3 separate regions of the Homo sapiens genome follow, and all the other regions are linked to region 1. A link is a contact called in ENCODE Hi-C or POLR2A ChIA-PET data. All regions are on one chromosome and are shown on one strand. Each heading gives the region's core, a stretch centred on a gene start or an enhancer-like site at or near the end of the contact. The rest is flanking DNA. Distances are from core to core; before and after follow the strand shown. Region 1 has its middle 41 kb from the start of NGRN. Region 2 overlaps BLM (BLM RecQ like helicase). Region 3 overlaps CRTC3 (CREB regulated transcription coactivator 3).

The links. A loop is a pair of places that touch in the nucleus more often than their neighbours do. ChIA-PET counts read pairs that join two places held with the same protein, here RNA polymerase II (POLR2A). Pooled maps may share reads with other maps.
Region 2: a pooled map shows a loop between it and region 1 (2.1-fold over the local background). The contact joins two enhancer-like sites. A Hi-C loop is called at or near these places in 2 of 50 pooled maps. POLR2A ChIA-PET finds 5 or more read pairs at or near these places in 2 of 52 experiments (H1 and activated CD8-positive, alpha-beta memory T cell).
Region 3: a loop to region 1 is called in a map of HepG2, with 2.5 times the contacts of the local background. The contact joins two enhancer-like sites. A Hi-C loop is called at or near these places in 8 of 168 maps with a recorded cell type or tissue (HCT116, HepG2, Right ventricle myocardium superior and 4 more), 1 of 37 single-sample maps with no recorded cell type and 10 of 50 pooled maps. POLR2A ChIA-PET finds 5 or more read pairs at or near these places in 2 of 52 experiments (H1 and activated T-cell).

What each region holds. Positions count from the first base shown.
Region 1 is chr15:90,304,936-90,308,205 of GRCh38, forward strand. No RefSeq gene overlaps it. Among named protein-coding and RNA genes, the nearest start is that of NGRN, 41 kb to the left of the region's middle. RefSeq lists an enhancer at 1,610-1,659. Within about 2 kb of position 1,741, at least 5 of the 41 ENCODE cell types and tissues checked have a DNase peak (open chromatin) inside an H3K27ac peak, as active enhancers do.
Region 2 is chr15:90,785,141-90,788,410 of GRCh38, forward strand. The region is part of intron 14 of BLM (BLM RecQ like helicase); the gene reads left to right. Among named protein-coding and RNA genes, the nearest start is that of BLM, 69 kb to the left of the region's middle. Within about 2 kb of position 1,276, at least 5 of the 41 ENCODE cell types and tissues checked have a DNase peak (open chromatin) inside an H3K27ac peak, as active enhancers do.
Region 3 is chr15:90,607,936-90,611,205 of GRCh38, forward strand. All of the region lies in intron 6 of CRTC3 (CREB regulated transcription coactivator 3), which reads left to right. Among named protein-coding and RNA genes, the nearest start is that of LINC01585, 51 kb to the right of the region's middle. Within about 2 kb of position 2,021, at least 3 of the 41 ENCODE cell types and tissues checked have a DNase peak (open chromatin) inside an H3K27ac peak, as active enhancers do.

The DNA.
Region 1 (3,270 bases), core at 491-2,990:
TATATATATATATACACAACTTACATAAGTGCTTCACACCCACTATATATCTAATTCCTTTTATAGGCATATGGCAATGAAAGCAGAAAATGTGATTCAAAAAATAGAAACCACTCTCATTTTCTTTAACTCTTTCCTTTAATTTTGGTCATTTAAAGCTTATAAATTTGACAGACTGTATTTTTAAAACAGACTATTTTTAAAACCTTTAATACTAGTCTCATACATGGTCTATTTCTATTGGTTTATAGTTTGTCAGCAAATTGTATTTTCTACCCATAGGTAAATGTAGCACTGTTCTGAGCACCAAGAAGACATAGGCAGGGAATAGACACTACCTTAGGATCAAGAGGAGACAAGACATGTAAACATGTCATTAGCTAAGTGTGTACATAAATCCAGTTCTGTCATTAAAGAGTAAATATGAGAGCAGGGAGATTTTCTGGTGGGTGGGCGATGATTGCTTTTTTCTTCCCCACGCTCTCCTGGCATTTTTCTCCCCTTCCTTGGGACTGGATTATAGAATGCAGGGGCAGGCCAGGAGCGATGGCTCACGCCTATAATCCCAGCACTTTGGGAGGCCAAGGCTGGTGGATCATGAGGTCGTGAGTTTGAGACCAGCCTGGCCAACGTCGCAAAGCCCCGTCTCTACTAAAAATACAAAAAAAATTAGCTGGGCCTGGTGTCGGGTGCCTATAATCCCAACTACTCGGTAGGCTGAGGCAGGAGAATCTCTTGAACCCAGGAGGCGGAGGCTGCAGTGAGCCGAGATCGTGCCACTGCACTTCAGCCTGGGCGACAGAGCAAGACTCCATCTCAAAAAAAATAATAAAGAATGCAGGGGCAGTTCAGCTTATACATCATGGGCATAAACAATGGCCACTAATTGAAATGGTAGTTTGAAGCTAGCCAGAAATAGCTCTTCACAAAAGAGATCAAGTCTTACTCTGTAAAAAGAGAGTAAAAGCTGAGAAAATATTTCTGAACTAAGTTCACCTTACACAAAGAACATATCCAGAGTTCTAGAATATATGGATATGCTAGGGGAAGAAATACAGATGCAGGCAATCCCCTCTCCTCAATCAGAGGGACAAAGGGTGGAATATGATCTCTGTTCTAAGGCCGTTTGCACTTTCTGTTCATCCTTACCCACTTGTGATGTGTTGTTGTGGTGGTTGTTTCTCAGCAAATGCTCTTAAGTCTGTTACGTAACCTTTCTAAGCACTTTACACATATGAACTGATTTGACTCACATAATAATCTTCTGGGATAAGAACTATTAGTATCATTCCCACTTGACAGATGCAGAAACCGAGGACCTGAGAGATTCCATAAGTCTCCCTGGCAAATTGGATTCAGCCCCAGGAAGTCTGGCTTCTTGGCCTACATTCTTGACTATAAAAGTTGCACTGTCTCTTTAGCTGAAGGGTGAACTTAGGCATTTGAACAGCCAAGGGGTTGTGGGTAGAGTGAAAAAAGAAAGGAAAGGCTTTGAAAGTTATCCTGTTGTTTGAAAACACGAAAAGAGAAGAGAAAAAGAAGGAGAGAGCCTGGAATAGCTGTGAGAAGGCAATAGAAGAAGTGGAAGAACAGGAAATGGAAGAAAAAAAGCAAAGAGAAATTGACCTTGTCCCTGCTAGGGTCCAAATCTAACGGCTTGCTCGGGCTGGAGGGGCTAGAAGTGGGTGTCTCTGCTTTCAAGCAGCGCATTTAACTTCACCGGCTTTCCCCAGGCTGTCTCTGCAGCAACCCACACGAGGGCCTCTTTTCACAGCAATTATGAAAGTGATGGTGGGAGGAAGTACAGCTCACTTATTGAGGTTAAAAAGCCACCCAAGTAAAAGCATTAACCCAGTAGTAAGATTAAATTCCTGGCCCCAAAGGGAAATTATCAGGAGGTGTCCTTTACCATGTGTGAAATGGAAACAGTTTCCTCTCTTGGGCAAAATAACCAATTGCTGTGGGAGGCGGAAATCAATGCAGTGTTTGGTGAAAACTTGGGTTTCTCTGATGAGTTCTGTGAAACGCTAACGTCTAACAGGGGTTGTTCAGTCTATCCAATAACATTTTCTTCCCGTGACCTTGGATCTTAACGTTGGCTCCGCTCATAAATGACTGTGGAATGGGAATGAGAGAGTAAGCTCTTGACAGCTACAGGGAAATGCACTTCTAAAGAACTTGGTATAAGAGGGAAAATGAGATGGTCCTCCAAGAGCTAAACAACAAGATCAATACATATTGTATGGAGCAGAGATGTGCAAAGTCATCATGTTGAACATTCTGACTTGTTGAACATGTTGAACAATCTGATTGAGGATAATAACACAGCTAAAGGAATAATAGTCAATTTAAGGTAGAGTTTGATTCCATGAAAGAAGAAAAAGGAGAGAGAAGTAAATGCATGTATTCTGTATATATATTGAGAGTCTGCTAAGCACTGTGCTAAGGGCATGAACAAATTCTACTCCTGCCTTTTTGGGGTTCCAGAGCAGGCTGACAGGGTCCATCTAAGAACAGCTCAGAAGAAAAAAATGCATCTTCGTCAAAGATATCCAGTATCCTGGCCAAGAGCAGTGCCTGCCGTTTTTGTAGACGCTGTTATTCTTTTTCCCATATTCCCATCTCAGGCTCATAGATGAGGGAACTTCTCCCCATCTGACTTGCAGACCATTTTAGGGAACACTTGGATGGACACGTACTCTCTCGCTTTCCCTCCTTTCATTCTTCTCTCCCCAGGATAAGAGTAGCTAATCTGACTCAAGACAGCATATCACCCATGTGGCCTCACATGTCAGAAGGGGTTGATTATGGAGTTGGGGCACTGCTTGTGCATGGCACACTTTTTTGCCTTCTTTGATTGGCCTGCCCAGTCTCAGGGCCCTTGCACCCCAGCTCCTCAGCTGGCTTCCTTTTGCTTTCCTTCTGCTCCAGCTTCTCACAGTGCATCCAGGCAGGCAAGTCACGTTGGCCCTGCCCTCTCTTCAGTCTAGGTGAGGTATCAAAGGCCAGTACTTTGGCTCAACCCCAAGTTGAAGTCTCTAGCTCTGAGCGCTGGAGCTTGGGGGGCACAGCCTACCACACTCATCTCCAGAAAGTTCCCTGGGTCTGGTCTCCTTCTCATCAAGAAACTATGTAGGTAAAAGGTAAAGATTGGTAAGCCTCACTTCAAGCCATTCTTACTAGATAACATTAAACCTTTATAGTCACCTCCCATCCCCCTTTCTACATCAACATTCACCAGGCAAAATTCTAACTGGGTTATGAGTTCAC
Region 2 (3,270 bases), core at 26-2,525, 480 kb after region 1:
ATGCACATGTAGAATGCAAACTGTTTTTACCTTGAAGGTAGTAAACATCAAAATAAGACTGAAATTTAAAAAACAGATTTTCTTTGAGACTTCTAAAGTTGCTTTTTCTTTCATAAAAAAAATCTGCTTGAGATATAATTCACATATCATAAAATTTATCCTTTCAAAGCAAACAAGTTAGTACTTTTTAGTTTATTTGCAAAGTTGTACAATAATCATCTCTATCTAATTCCAGAATTTTTGATCACCATAAAAAGAAACCTCATACCCAGTCACTTCCCCCACCCCCTAATGCCTGGAAACCACAAATCTACTAACTACTGCTAACCTGTTTCTAGAGTTTATTACTCTGTACATTGCATGTAAATAGAATCATACAGTATGTGGTCTTTGTGACTTTTCTTTTTTTTTTTTTTTTCCGGAGACAGAGTCTCACTCTGTCGCCCAGACTACAGTGCAGTAGAGAGATCTTCGCTTACTGCAACCTCCGCCTCCCAGGTTCAAGTGATTCTCCTGCCTCAGCCTCCTGAGTAGATGGGATTACAGATGTGCGCCACCATGGCCAGCTGATTTTTGTATTTAATATTTTTAGTGGAGACTCAAACTGGTCTCGAACTCCTGGCCTCAAGTGATCCACCTGCCTCAGCCTCCCAAAGTGCTGGGATTATAGGCATGAGCCACCTCGCCTGGCCTGTTTGCTTTTATTTAGCATAATTTTTTCAAGATTTATCCATATTTTAGGATATATGAGTACTTCATACCTTTTTATGGTCAGATAATATTCTGTTATATGGATATAACACAGTTTGTTTATCTACTCATCAGCTGGTTAGACATTTGGCTTGTTTCGTTTCTTTCTTTTTTTTTTTTTTTTTTTTTTTGAGACAGGGTCTTACTCTTTCATTCAGGCTAGAGTGCAATGGCATGATCTCTGCTCACTGCAGACCGTACCTCAAACAATCCTCCCACTTCCCAAGTAGCTAGGACGACAGGCGCACCACTATGCCTGGCTAATTTTTTTATTTTTTGTATAGACGAGGTCTCCCTGTGTTGCCCAGCCTGGTCTTGAACTCCTGGGCTCAAGTGATAATCCTGCCTCAACCTACCAAATTCCTGCGATTATAGGTGTGAGCCACCATCCCCGATGTGTTTCTACTTCTTGGCTACTATGAATAATGGCTTTGTGAGCATTCACGTACAAGTTTTTCCACGGACATATGTTTTCAGTTCTCTTGGGTAGACACCTGGGAGTGGACTTGCTGGGTCAAATGGCAACTCTTTGTTTAACTTTTAGAGGAACTGTGAAACTGCTTTTCAAAGTGGCTCTGCAGTTCTGCATTCTCACCAGCAATGTATGAGGTGCCAGTGTCTCCACGTCTTCACCAATATTTTTTATTGTCCAGCTTTTTTAATGTATTCATCCTTGTGTGTGGGAAATGGTATCTCTTTGTGGGTTTTTTTTTATTTACATGGAAGACCACACACGTGAATAATTCAAGCAAGGAATTCACGTCACCCAGGCTGGAGTGCAGTGGCGCAATCTTGGCTCACTGGAACTTCCGCCTCCTGGTTCAAGCAATTCTCCTGCCTCAGCCTCCCAAGTAGCCGGGACTATAGGCACATGCCACCACACCCAGCTTATTTTTGTATTTTTAGTAGAGACAGGGTTTCACCATATTGGCCAGGCTGGTCGTGAACTCCTGACCTCATGATCCGCCCACCTCAGCCCCCCAAAGTGCTGGGATGACAGGTGTGAGCCACCACGCCTGGCCCTCTTTGTGGTTTTGATTTGCATTTCCCTAGTAACTAACAATATTGGGCATCTGTTTCCGAGATGAGAAATTTGCCGTCACCCAGGTGGGTGGGGAGGAAAGCTGAAAATACTTTAGGCATCTCTTTTTTTTTTTTTTTTTTTTTTTTTTTTTTGAGACGGGAGTCTCACTCTGTCGCCCAGGCTGGAGTGCAGTGGCGCGATCTCAGCTCACTGCAAGCTCCGCCTCTCGGGTTCACGCCATTCTCCTGCCTCAGCCTCCCGAGTAGCTGGGACTATAGGCACCCGCCACCACGCCCGGCTAATTTTTTTTTGTATGTTTAGTAGAGACGAGGGTTTCACCACGTTAGCCAGGAGGGTCTCGATCTCCTGACCTCGTGATCCGCCCGCCTCGGCCTCCCAAAATGCTGGGATTACAGGCGTGAGCCACCGCACCCAGCCTACTTTAGGCATCTCTTATTGTGGTAAATGCCAGCCTTGGATAGATCCCTCTAAATGAAAGGATGAATTTCAGCAAAACAACTAATAATTACTTGGAGCCAATGAAAAGTTTCAGCTCAGGAAAAAGTATTTACTTTGAAGATTCAGAGGAAAAATATCTCTCAAAATTGTTTTCTCTGGGAAAACAGAAAATTTTAGAGGATATCAGTTTAGTATCCCGAGAAAGATATAAGAAGACTTAATATACGTGAACTAGTAACAACTTCCATAAGATCACAGGGTGAGATGAAGGGAGAAATAAAAATCCAGTTTATGGCCAGGTGCAGTGGCTCACCCCTGTAATCCCACCACTTTGAGAGGCCGATGTGGACGGATCACCTGAGATCAAGGAGTTTGAGACCAGCCTGGCCAATATGGTGAAACCCTGTCTCTACTAAAAATACAAAAATTAGCCGGACGTGGTGATGGGCATCTGTAGTCCCAGCTACTCAGGAGGCTGAGGCAGGGGAATCACTTGAACCTGGGAGCCGAAGGTTGCAGTGAGCCGAGATCGTGCCACTGTACTCCAGCCTGGGAAACAGAACAAGACTCTATGTCAAAAAAAAAAAAAGAAAGAAAAATTCAGCTTATCCAAGTAAGAAAAACAAAACTAAGAGCAGAATTATATATTAAGACACAAATGGAATGACTCAGTCTCAGTGGAGACAATAGAATCAGTGATGTAGTGAGTAGCTTGAGAATGCAAGGGAAAAAAGAGATTAAAATGGGGTGGGGTGGAAATTATCTTTGTTGACAAAAGGAGGTAAGGATTCAGCCTAAGAATAGTAAGTGTACCCAAGCAAGAAAGCAGGATAATTGAAACAGATAAGTGTGTTATAAATAAATACATAACAAATATATAACAAAAATAATAGAAGACTGTCTTCAGAATTGGAAGAAGGAAGACTGGGACTGAAGAATTTCGTACCCAGCTCACTGTCATTTATGTTGAAACCAACAAAAGGTCATTTTCAGATATGCAAAAAGTTTAGAAATACATCACTCATTTGTCTTCACTG
Region 3 (3,270 bases), core at 771-3,270, 300 kb after region 1:
AGGTTGGTGGGCCTGCTGAGACTGAACCCCAGCATGAGGCTGACTCCCCCTGAGTGGCTGGCAGCACTGGCCAGTGTGGTCCCCTGGGAGGAGGGGTCAGGCAAGCCTCGGGGAGGGAGGGTGGAGCAGAGGCCTGCTGCCTTGAGATGGGGGAAGAGGAGGTCGGGCTGGAACTGTGCATCACCTGCTCAGTTGCCCCCTGGCCACTGTGAGTAAGGGGATGGAGAGAGGCCAGGAGTAACCCGGAGTGGGGAAGAGGCCCACTCATGCCATCTCACAGCTCTGCTTCCAGAGCGAACCCAAACCTGATCATCTTGCTCTCCCACTTAAAATCCTCAGTGCCACCCCTCACCTTCAGGAGAAAGAGCCCAGATCTTCTTTGGAATGACATGAGCCCCAAGGCCTGGCTCCTGTCTGCCTCTCTCCCTTTTCTCTCTGCTCCCCCGCCTCACACCCAAGGTAGCCATGCGAACCACTTTGGGTTCTACTGGTGTTTCTTCCTGTTCCTGTCTCTTCCTCTCTCTCTCACTCCTGGCCAGCACCCTCTCCATCCGTAAGCCTCAGCTTGTGTGTGTCCTCATGTCTGTGGAGCCATCCTTGACCTTCCTTCCTCTCAGCTCAGAGTTATCGTGTCCTTCTAACATCCCAGACTGCTCTCTTAGCACCTGCAATGCTTGGCTGCTTTTTTATGTGAACATGCATCTCTTTCTCTGCTCAGTGTAGATTTCTTGAAGGCAGCATCTTAATGGTCTTGTTCTCTCCAGCCCCTAGCACAGTGCCCGGCACAGAGGAGCCCGTACTGATGGAGAAGTGTGAAGAATCACACACTGGCTCACATGTGCACGGCATTTGCCAAAACACCCTCTCGGTGCTGGCACCTGACCTGTACATGAAGTGAGGCTGGTCATTCAGACACATTTCAAGCCTACCTTTCTGGGGTTTATAATCTAGAAAGAACAATGGTCTTGAATTATCCATTCCATATGCAGATTGACTCTTGCCCAGAAACTTTCAGGGCTGTGTATTTGTTCTTGAAACAGGAATAAATAAATCTTTAGCCAAGAAACCAGCTTTTCTGGTTTTCTTTGCTTTTTGGACAATTTAAAGCCTAAATGGCCTCTGTTCCTTCCAGGAGAACACTTATGATCGTATTTCTTTGTATATAGCAGGGATAGTACTGAATAATAATTGTTGCTATATTTGTTCTATTGGTGCAATTCAGAGAAGACTACATTTGCTTAAATGATTGTTTGCTTGTAAACTATGGGAGCTTTCAGAATTGGTTAGGGACATCTACCCATGCTTCCATACATGGGAATATGAAAGTTGGCAGTGATGTTGAAATTGATGTTGGAATTGGATATGGGTGCACTGCTCACTGCTTAGAGGAGTGGGGTGTGTGGGAAGAGGGATGAGTTTAGTTTCAGGATAGGTAGAGATGGGAATATGTAAACAAAGCCTAAAAAAAGCAGAGGCTGTAATCAGTGGGGGTGCCTGTGAGCACAGCAGGATCCTAATCTCCATGGACCGGGAGCCAGCTAGACAGACAGATTTTTACCCTGGAGCTCCTGCATTTCTGCCTCTGCCGATCCTTCATTTACATTACCCTCTGCAAAGTTTACACTTCTCTAGAAAGGGCCAAAGGCCTAGAGAAACAAGGCAATCACAGGTAATTCAAGTGAGGATTTTTTGAGGCTTGCATGCTAAGAAAAAGAAAGTAACTGAAGAAAGAAATTACCTGAGCTGAAGTATTCATTCTTAGCGATGTAGCCTCTGAGAGAAGAGGTGAGAAATGTCAGAAGGGGTAAGTGAGGATGGAATAAGAAAAGCAAAGGAATGTAAACATTGGTCCAGGTAGACAGAGCAATGAGAAAAACAGGAAGAAAGAAAGAAATCCTGGATCAGGGTTCCTGCGTTGACTTGAGAATCGTGGTGGTCTCTCCTTTTCAAATCAGCAGTTAGAAATTGTTGGGCTACAATATCTGACAACCATGGAGGGTGGGCTGGCCTCCAACTCAGATGTCTGAACTGTGTGCCTGCTCCTGCAGTTGCCTTGCAAGTATAGCAGAACTCAGAAACACATCCTAATATGGATGTGTTTACATGGGAAAGCCAGTGTTTAAAATATTATTCAAGTCTCCAAGGATGGAAATTATTTCTGGAGAATTATATTTGTTGGTGGGAGCTATTTTAAATAGTTTCATGTATTTTCCTCCTGTGTTTCATTAAAGTTTTTCATTTTCTTTCCTTTTGGATTTTAAAACTATCAACTGGCTTTGCAAAAAGGTATTTCTTATAGGACCAACCAAAGAAAGATTTAAACAGTGATGGGAAAATATAATTGAAGCCCAGAACTGGGTTCTATGTTCGAAGCAATAATAACTCTTCTTTCCCTGGGAATCTCTCCTAGGCAGAATGATGCAGCCACACTTTTTTGTTATTGTTGTTGCTGTTGCTGTGAGCCCATGAGGAGAGCATCTGCTCACGGCTTAACTACATGAGCAATAAACTATGATACATTCATGAGTGGAGATTTGTGTCACAAGAAGACAAAGCCTGATACATGTTGAGTAATTTTCATAATAGCTATTGAGTTCCATGACAATTAGGCATAAATGATAAGCAGTTGGTATAAATGACAGAAATAAATTTTTATGGAACCAAACAGGATTTTTATAATTTCTCTCTTTTTGTTTAATTATTCAGAATCTATAAAGAGGGAATGTTGGCCATTTCCCTGGCAGCATGTGCACCTTAATGACCATTTCACACTTACATGCAGATAGGGAAGCACAGGACTCTGTGGGACACGTGCCCTGTCCCATAGCCTAGGACTGTCTCCTAACACCCCTCCTGACATCGGGCATGTGGAGGAGGGACTGGGGTGGTCTCTTCCTTTCAGGGAACAGTCTAGAGCTAAGGGGAGCAGAGTGCGTAATAGGTGTCTTCTCTGCATCCAGGGCTGTAGATGCTGAATATTGCCATCTTTGGGGACCACAGTACTCAGCTCCTTAGCGTGGAGGGGGCTTGGCATGCCTTGGACCTGGTGACCTTTCACCTGCCAATAAGCTTTGACCTGCAGAGTTAAGGAGAAGGTTTACAATGCAAAGAACCTTGAAAGATGTAAGCCTGTTAATTGCATGGATTGGGCGGGGGTACAGTGGCAGGTACAAGCATCCCAGATCTGAAGAGGGGCAAAAAGAGTGTCACCCAGGGACAGGAGGGCCCAGAGTGGGGAGGCTGAAACACCAGAGGCCTCCTTTAGGACAA